Linked DNA regions of Homo sapiens: region 1 is linked to region 2. Evidence: read pairs that join two places in POLR2A ChIA-PET (ENCODE). Cell type or tissue: OCI-LY7. All regions are shown on one strand. Region 1 overlaps SLC19A3 (solute carrier family 19 member 3). Region 2 holds the start of SCYGR8 (small cysteine and glycine repeat containing 8).

Region 1 (5,000 bases), 53 kb after region 2:
TATAATTCTCTTATCAATGATGTTGAGCACCTTTTCATATACCTGTTTGCCATTCGCATGCCTTTAAAGAAACATCTGTTCAGATTTTTGCCCATTTTTAATCTGATTATTAGACTTTTTTTCCCTGTAGAGTTGTTTGAACTCCTTATATATTCTGGTTTTTAATCCCTTGTCACATGGGTAGTTTGCAAATTTGTTTTTCCATTCTGTGGGTGGCCTCTTTCCTTGGCTGTGCAGGAGCTTTTTAACTTGATGTGATCCCGTTTGTCCATTTTTGCTTTGGTTGCCTGTGTTTGTGGGGTACTCAAGAAATCTTTGCCCACTCCAACGTCCCAGAGAGTTTCCCCAATGTTTTCTTGTAGTTGTTTCATAATTTGAGGTCTTAGATTTAAGTCATTAATCCATTTTGACTTGATTTTGTATATAGTGAGAGATAGGGGTCTACTTTCATTCATTCTTCTGCATACGGATATTCAGTTTTCCCAGCACCATTTGTTGAAGAGACTGTCTTTTCCCCAATGTATGTTCCTGGCATCTTTGGTGAAAATGAGTTTACTGTAGGTGTGTGGGTTCACTATTGGGTTTCTGGGTTCACTCTTCTGTTCCATTGGTCTACATGTCTGCTTTTATGCCAGAACTATGCTGTTTTGGTTACTATAGCTCTATAGTGTAATTCAAAGTCAGGCAATGTGATTCCTCCAGTTTTTTGTTGTTGTTGTTGTTGTTGTTTCATTTTGTTTTGTTTTGCTTAGGATAGCTTTGACTATTCTGGGTCTTCTGTGGTTTCATATAAATTTTAGAATTGCTTTTTCTATTTCTGTGAAGAATATCCTTGGCATTTTAATAGGGATTGCATTGAATCTGTAAATTGCTTTGGATAGTATGGGCATTTTAACAATATTGATTCCTCCAGTCCATGAATATGGAATATCATTCCATTTTGTGTGTGTGTGTCCTCTTCAATTTCTTGTATCAGTGTTTTATAGTTTTCATTGCAAAGATCTTTCACTTCTTTAGTTAATTCTTAGGTATTTTATCTGTAGCTATTGTAAATAGGATTACTTTCTTGATTTCTTTTCCAGATTGTTCTGTTTGCATATAGAAATGTTATGGAGTTTTGTATGTTGATTTTATGTCCTGCAAATATACTGAACTTATTTATCAGTTCTAATAGTTTATTGGTAAGAGTCTTTAAGTTTTCCTAAATGTAAGATCATATCGTCTGCAAGCAAGGATAATTTGACTTGATCCTTTCCAATGTGGATGCCCTTTATTTCTTTCTCTTGTCTGATTGCTCTAGAGAAGACTTCCAGTGCTATGTTGAATAGCAGTGGTAAAAGTAGGCATCCTTGTCGTGTTCCAAATCTTAGAGAGTAAAGCATTTCAGCTTTTTCCCATTCAATCTGGTACTAGCTGTAGGTCTGTCATATATGGCTTTTATTATGTTGACTATGTTCCTTCTATACCCAGTTTTTTGAGGGTATTTAGCCAGAAGGAATGTTGAATTGTATCACATACTTTGTTTAGCATCAATTGAATGATCATAGTTTTTGTCCTTCATTCTGTCGATGTGATTTATCACACTGATTGATTTACATATGTTAAATGATCCTTGCATCCCTGGGATAAATCCCACTTAGTCATGATAGATTATCTTTCTAATGTATTATTGAATTCAGTTTGCTAGTATTTTGTTGAGAATTTTTGCATCAATATTCATCAGAGATTGGCCTGTAGTTGTTTTTTGTTTTTAATGTGTCTGGTTTGGTGTTAGGGTAACACTGGCCTTGTAGAATGAGTTTGGAAGTATTCCCTCCTCTGTTTTTTAGAATAGTTTGGTTAGGATTGGAATTAGTTCTTTGATAGAATTCAGCAGTGAAGCCATTGGGTCCTGGGCTTTTCTTTAGTGGGAGGCTTTTTATTATGACTTCAATCTTATTACTTATTATTGGTCTTCTCAGGTTTTGGATTTCTTCATGGTTCAATCGGATAGGTTGTTTGTATATAGGAATTTATCCATTTCTTCTAGATTTTCCAATTTATTGGCATATACTTGCTCATAGTAGCCACTGATGATCCTTTAAATTTCTGCAGTATTGGTTGTAATGTTTCCTTTTACATCTCTAGTTTTATTTACTTGGGACTTCTCTCTTTTTCTTAGTCTGGCTAAAGGTTTGTCAGTTTTATCTTTTCTAAAACCCAACTTTTTGTTCATTGACATTTTGTATTGTTTTCTTCATTTCAATTTCATTTCTTTCTGATCTGATATTTATTATTTCCTTTCTTCTACTAATTTTGGGTTAAGTTTACTCTTACTTTTCTAGTTCTTTATGACGCATCATTAAGTTATTTATTTCAGATGACTTTTTTTTTCTTCTTTTCTTTAAGAGACAGGGTCTTACTATGTTCTCCAGGCTGAACTGCACTGGCGTGATAATCTCTACTCACTGCAACTTCTGCCTCCTGGGCTCAAGTGATCCTCCTGCCTCAGACTCCTGAGAAGCTGGGATCACAAACATGCACCACCACACCTGGCTAATTTTTGTGTATTTTTGGTAGAGACAGGGTTTCACCATACTGCCCAGGCTGGTCTAGAACTCTGGAGCTCAAGTGATTCATCTGCCTCAGCCTCGCAGAGTGCTGGAATTATACACATGGGCCACCACACCCGGCCTCTCTTCTTTTTTTTATGTAGGCACTTGTAACTATAAACTTCCCTCTTAATACTGCTTTCACTGTGTCCTATAGGTTTTGGCATGTTGTGTTTCCATTATCATTTATTTCAAGAAATTTTTCAGTTTCTCTCAATTTCTTCATTGACCCACTGGTCATTCAGGGGCATATTGTTTAATTTCCATGTGTTTCTATGGTTTCCAAAATTCCTCTTGTTGTTGATTTCTAGTTTTATTCTATTGTGGTCAGAGACGATGTTTGATATTAATTATTTCAAATTTTTGAATATGTTTTAAGAGTTGTTTTGTAACCTAACATGGTTTATCCTTGACAATGATCCATATGCTGAGAACAATGTGTATTCTGTGGCCATTGGATGAAAAGTTCTGTAAATATCTATTAGGTCCATTTTTTCTATAGTGCAGATTAAGTCTGATGTTTCTTTATTGATTTTCTCTCTGGAAGATCTGTCCAGTGCTGAAAGTGGGGTTTTAAAGTCTCCAACTATTACTGTATTGGATTCTCTTATCTCCTTCTAGCTCTAATACTTGCTTTATATATGGGTGCTCCATACGTTAAAAAAAATTTACAATTTTTTTTTTTTTTTTTTTTTTTTTTTGAGATGGAGTCTCGGTCTGTCACCCAGGCTGGAGTGCAGTGGCACGATCTCAGCTCACTGCAAGCTCCACCTCCCGGGTTCACACCATTCTCCTGCCTCAGCCTCCCGAGTAGCTGGGACTACAGGCGCCTGCCATCATGCCCAGCTAATTTTTTGTATTTTTAGTAGAGACGGGGTTTCATCGTGTTAGCCAGGATGGCCTTGATCTCCTGACCTCATGATCTGCCCACCTCGGCCTCCCAAAGTGCTGGGATTACAGGCATGAGCCACCGCGCCTGGCCGTATTTACAATTTTTATATTCTCTTGCTGAATTGACCCTTTTATCATTGTTTAATGACCTGTGTCTCTTACAGTTTCTGTCTTGAAATGTATTTTCTCTGCTATATGTATAGCTACAAGTCCTCTTTTTTTGTTTGTTTCCATTGGCATGGCATATCTTTGTCCATCCCTTCATTTTCAGTCTATGTATGTCTCTATAGGTAAAATGTCTTTCTTGTAGGCAACAGGTCATTGGGTCTTTTTAAAAATCCATTCAACCACTCTCTTTTGAAGAGTTTAGATTGATAAGTAAGGACTTACTCCTGTTATTTTGTTATTTCTTTTCTGGTTTTGCAGTGTTTTTCCTTTTCTTTCTTCCTTTTAGTGAAGGTGATTTTCTCTGGTGATATAATTTAATTTCTTTTTTACTTTTTGGGTATCCATTGCATGTTTTTCAATTTGAGATTACCATGAGGCTTGCAATACTATCTTATAACCCATTATTTTAAGCTGATAACAACTTAAGACTATTTGCATAAACAAACAAGCAAAAAGAAAACTAATAAAAACTCTACAGTGTAGCTTTGTCCTCCTGCTTTTTAACTTTTTGTTGTTTCTCTTTATATCTTATTGTACTATTTGTCTTGAAAATTTGTAGTTACTATTTTTGATTGGTTCATCTTTTAGTCTTTCTACTTATGAGAGTAGTTTACATACCCCAGTTACAGTGTGATAATATTCTGTGTTGTTCTATGTACCTATTATTACAAGTGAGTTTTGTGCCTTTACATGTTTTCTTATTGCGCATGAACGTCCTTTTCTTAGAGATGGAAGTACTCCCTTCAGCATTTCTTGTAGGACAGGTCTGGTGTTGATGAAATCCCTCAGCTTCTATTTGTCTGGGATGGTCTTTATTTCTCCTTCGGGTTTGATATTTTCACTGGATATACTATTCTAGGGTAAAAGTTTTTCTCCTTCAGCACTTTAAATATGTCATGCCACTCCCTGGTTCTAAAATTTCTACTGAAAAGACTGCTGCCAGACATTGGAGCTCTCTTGTATGTTATTTATTTCCTTTCTCTTGCTCCTTTTAGAATCCTTTCTTTATCCTTAACCTTTGGGAGTTTGATTATTAAATACCTCTAAGTAGTCTTCTTTGGGTTAAATCTGCTTGGTGTTCTGTAACCTTGTCCTTGGATATTGATCTCTTTAGGTTTGGGAAGCTCTCTGATATTATCCCTTTGAATAAACTTTCTACCTCTATCTATTTCTTTACCTCCTCTTTAAGGCCAATAACTTAGATTTTCCTTTTTGAGGCTGTTTTCTAGGTATTGTAGGTGTGCCTCATTCTTCTTTTTTCTGTTGTCTCCTGACTGTATTTTTAAATAGCTTGTCTTCAAGCTTGCTAATTATTTCTTCTGCTTGATCAGTTCTGCTGGTATGAGATTC
Region 2 (5,000 bases):
TTACTAATTCTTCAAAACACACTCCCAAATGTCCCTTCCTTCTTGAAGTGATCCGAGTTCCTTTGAATTACACCCATTCCCCATCCAGCAATGTGGAGTTGTTCCTGCCCATGACATACACATCAACATAGAACTTTTAACACGTTTGTTATTCTTCTACCTCATGTTTGTGGTTATTTGTGTATAAATGGAAGTAAACCACACAAGGGCATAATTATATGTGTATCCTTAATGGCCTCCAACCCACATAAAATCATGATTAATGGTAGTTTAATGAAAAATATCTATAAGAATAAAACTAAGGGAAACTGTTCAGAGTTCACTTTTGCATTTTATTATGAAATTTTTCATGAAGAATGGTTGATTAATGAGTACAAAAATACAGTTAAAAGAACAATACCTAGTGCTCAATAAATCAGTAGAGTGACTATAGTAAACAATAAACTATTACCCATTTCAAAACAGTTAATAGAGAATAATTTGAATGTTCCCAGCATAAAAGAAAAAGATTTAAGGTGATTAATATCCCAATTACCCTGATTTGATTATTACACATTATGTAAATTTATTAAAATATCACATGTATCCCCCCCAAATATCTACATCTATTATGTATCAATTTTTTTAAGTAAAAAAATATAGATGGGTTACTACCAAAGGGAAAAAAGATTTTTTGGTGATATAATCAAAATTATAGCACTAAAATGAAGACCATGAATTAGTAAAACAAAAAAAGAAAATTTTAGGAGAACACCTAGAAAAGACTCTATGGCCCAGAAAAGACAGAGCATATGTGGAACACACAAGAAGACCTAATGCCTAGAGAGAAAAGAGTTCAAAGAAGAAAGCATGGTCAAAATCATGATCCTGCTTTGCTGAGCTCAAAACTCAAAATGTCCTGCATCTTTGTGCTTGAATGACATTGTACCAGTTGCCCATGTGACTACCTTAATAATAGGAAGAATTACTTAAACTACAGAGATGAGAACCAAGCAGAAAAGTGCCATGAAGTCTGGGTGACAGGGAGACAGCAGGGAGCACACGGGATGGGATGGAGGAAAGCCACAGCAAGGGGAGCAAGCTGCCTCCCTGCGGCACCTGCAGACCCGCAGTCTTACCAACAGCATGAGTGGCTACAGCCCCTGCCCAGAGGCTGGGTTCCCACCTAGCAGCAGCATTGCTTCTGGCAGCAGCACTTCTGCTGACAGCATCCCTTCTGCTGGCAACAGCCCTTCCCATAGCCACAGCCACACGAGCTGCAGGTGCGGCGGCAGCAGCAGATCACGGGAGTGCTGCAGCAGCCTCCACAGCAGCCACGGCAGCAGGGGCAGCAGCTGGAGCAGCAGCCCACCCGGTAGCACCTGCAGGTGGTGCAGCTGCCACAGCCACCACCGCAGCCACCACCGCCGCAGCCACCACCGCAGCCACCACCACAGCCACCACTGCAGCCACCACAGCCACCACCGCAGCCACCACACCCACAGCAACCCATGGTGTCAGTAGAGAGGACTGAGGAGAAGCGAGGATAGAGGGCTCAGGAGAGATGAAGAGGTCTGATGCCGCCTTCTGTCCGGGGAAGCCCTTATATAGCAACTCCAGCAAGCCAAGCCCAATATGTGGCCCATTTCTTGTTGTTGTTTATCCTATTTCTTGTTGTTGTTTATGAGATCTCATAAAAGATCTCATGAGTTGTCTTACGCCCTACCTTGTGAACATCTTAACAAGCTAATATTGCTAAATTTAACTTTTGCTCATCTCTTAAACCTCTGTTTGGATGAGAACACACCTCTAAGATGTTTGTGTTTGCAAGAACTTAAATGTGTGTTAGGGCTTAAAATAGTGCCCGACACATTGTAAGTATTCAATAGGTATCTTTTGAATTAAATAAATGCCTAGAACATTTAAGAATAATCTTCATTTCTTTATAATCATGAGAGTCTGAATCCAGAGCCAGGTAAAAAGTCTTGTGTCTCTGTTGATACTTCTCAGTTGTCACAGGTTGGACAAAACATTGTTTTTCTCTCTGTTGGAATTCATCACACAGTCTTATGATATTAAAAAAAAACCTTCTTGGCTGGGCACGGTGGCTCACGCCTGCAATCCCAGCACTTTGGGATGCCGAGGCGGGTGGATCACCTGAGGTCGGGAGTTCAAGACCAGCCTGACCAACATGGAGAAACCCCATCTCTACCAAAAATACGAAATTAGCCAGGTATGGTGGCACATGCCTGTAATCCTAGCTACTTGGGAGGCTGAGGCAGGAGAATCACTTGAACCCAGGAGGTGGAGGTCACGGTGAGCTGAGATCATGCCATTGCACTCCAGCCTGGGAGACAGAGGGAGACTCTGTTTCAAAAAAAAAAAATTAGACCAGCTACTCAGGAGGCTGAGGCAGGAGAATCACTTGAACCTGGGAGGCAGAGGTTGCAGTGAGCCAAGATTGTGCCATTGCACTCCAGCCTGGGTGACAGAGTGAAATTCCATCTAAAAAAAAGAAAGAAACAGAGTAGGCATTTCTGAATGTATTACCTTGCACCTTATATCTCACCTTAAAACACAAATATTCTCTTTTCTAGCTCCTTGGGATTTTTCATTCACCAGAAGAATTGCTTGATCATAAAAAATTCCAAAAAAAATATTGTGCTATGTGAAATGCTAAAAACGCAATTATTTAGGGCCTACTCCTAAGTCATCTCCCAAGGGTGAGGTTTCTGTTTGTTGTTTATCTGTTAAATAATTGGGAAAACAAAAGCAACAAAGTTTACATTTGGTGGCTGGCCTTCTCTCGTGCCTCTCTCACGTTTAAGACCCATGGGGAGGCTCCAGGCTTAGGCCTGCCCACGCACTAATGGAATGTTTATTTGGAATGATCCCATTCGGTCCAACTGACTCTACCTGTCAGGCCTCCATTTCCTGCCCCAGGTAGCCCGTGGGTGTGAGTAAGTCAGTAGGGTAAGGTTCTTGCCTGACTATCTCCAGAGTTAAAGGCCTGCCCGGCTAATCTCTATTCTCCAGACAACGCACAGAAGAGGCCCATGCGGTGGAGACCCCGCAGTCCCTCTTGGAACTTACGCTGCAGGTTCTGATCAACAACCACCAGGCTCTGCAGGGGGCTGCATGTCCCCCAGGATGTCGGTGTCCGTGGTTTTACAACTGGCACCTCTTTCATAAGCTGACTTTTTGAAAGCAGAAGAAAGGCTTAAGACACCCTCCCTTGATCTACCTCTCACAGGTGTGGGGCTATGAGGAGTCCTCCTGCTCTCTGTTTTGTCTGCCCAGTGCCCTACATGAGACACTCGTATAATGTCTATGATGCCCACAGTAGAGACATAAGGGCCAGACTCCCTCAGTTGGTTCCTGCTACTTCCAGACCTGCCTGCCCTGCTGTATGAGATGGCTGTCCTTTTTGTTTCATTTTGTTCCTTGATTTTTTGAGACAGGGTCCTGCTCAGTCACACAGACTAGAGTGCAATGGTGCAATCATAGCTCACTGCAGCCTCAGGCTCCTTGGGTTCAAGTGCTTCTCCATCTTCAGCCTCCCAGTAGCTGGGACTATAGACCCATGCCACCAGGTTCAGCTACAGACGGCTGACTCTGGACTCTGTCTGGGGACCTTGTTTTTGTGCTCTTCTCCCTTTTCTTTTTAGATGGAGTTTCACTCAGTCGCCCAGGGTGAAGTGCAGTGGCACAATCTTCACTCACTACAACCTCTGCCTCCTAGGTTCAAGCAATTCTCATGCCTCAGCCTCCCAAGTAGCTGGGATTACAGACGTGCACCACCACACCTGGCTAATTTTTGTATTTTTAGCAGAGACAGGGTTTCACCATGTTGGCCAGGCTGGTCTCGAATTCCCGACATCAGGTGATCCACCCACCTCAGCCTTCCAAAATGTTGGGAGTGTAGGCATGATCCACCACTCCCGGCCTGTGGTGTGCTTTTGACATCACAGCTAAGAAGTATTAATGACCTCAGTAACCCCTAACCAGGGAGAGCAGCGCTCCTAATTCTTCTACTTTCCTGGACCCATGTGTCTTCCAACACATACACAATAGCTTTGGGGCTGGGCTGGGAGATGTCAGGCAAAAACAGCAGCAGTGACAGCATGACAATGGCTGCCCTCCCCTCTCTGTGGAATGCAGATGTCTGATTTTTCAATTGGCCAAAATCTTCAATGTCTCAGGGTTCCTGTAGGCTGAGAGTGAAGTTATTTGGGGGAAGTATCAGGGGATTCTTGGGCTCAAGTTTGCTCAGGCCATAGGTTTCAGTAAGTAATTCACCCTAATCTTATTCTCTGCAAGTGTTCAGCATTTATTATTATTATTATTATCATTATTTGAGACGGAGTCTCACTCTGTTGCCCAGGCTGGAGTGTAGTGGCGCGATTTCAGCTCACCGTAACCTCCACCTCCCAGATTCAAGTGATTCTCTTGCCTCAATCTCCTGAGTAGCTGGGACCACAGGCACGCAATACCACACCTGGTTAATTTTTGTGTTTTTTTAAGTAGAGACACGGTTTCACTACGTAGGCCAGGCTGGTCTTGAACTCCTGACTTCAGGTAATCCACCCGCCTCATCCTCCTAAAGTGCTGGGATTACAGGTGTGAGCCACATCACCCAGCATGTCTTCAGAATTCTTATAGCTCATGCCCAGAACATCTTTGCTCAGGGAATTAGACCACATCTACAACCATTGCTTAGATTCCCAGGGAAACACAACCTAGATGGGACACCTGCCTCAAAACACGTTCACAACAGAGTTGAGGGTTGTTCCAAAATGCACGCTATGGATAGTAACAGCACTTTCCCAAACACTTCAGAAGGTGCCACACCTAGACATCAGCAGCTGCCTCTACCTCTTTCCTGAGTCCACCTGTTGTCATGTCAGGTTATGGAAATTGGCATAGAACATTGAAAAAGAAAAATGGGGAAAATTGAGTGGTTTTTCTCTCCTCTAAATTTTTTTTTCTGAATTTAGAATAATAAATATAAGTTCATTATA

Evidence for each region. Peaks named below come from ENCODE experiments on the same cell type or tissue, not always from the same donor. Only the 100,000 strongest peaks of a DNase experiment are listed, where the experiment ranks them.
Region 1: POLR2A ChIA-PET joins it to region 2 with 19 read pairs; 4 of 35 experiments call an interaction of 5 or more read pairs at or near these places.

The regions. Positions count from the first base shown.
Region 1 is chr2:227,688,999-227,693,998 of GRCh38, reverse strand. The region is part of intron 4 of SLC19A3 (solute carrier family 19 member 3); the gene reads left to right. Among named protein-coding and RNA genes, the nearest start is that of SCYGR5, 25 kb to the right of the region's middle. In OCI-LY7, no CTCF peak of the experiment used is centred here; no DNase peak of the experiment used is centred here.
Region 2 is chr2:227,742,386-227,747,385 of GRCh38, reverse strand. It overlaps SCYGR8 (small cysteine and glycine repeat containing 8), which reads right to left and starts at 1,492. Exons shown (of 1, transcript NM_001395409.1): 1 at 1,166-1,492. The coding sequence starts at 1,492. The coding sequence ends at 1,166. In OCI-LY7, no CTCF peak of the experiment used is centred here; no DNase peak of the experiment used is centred here.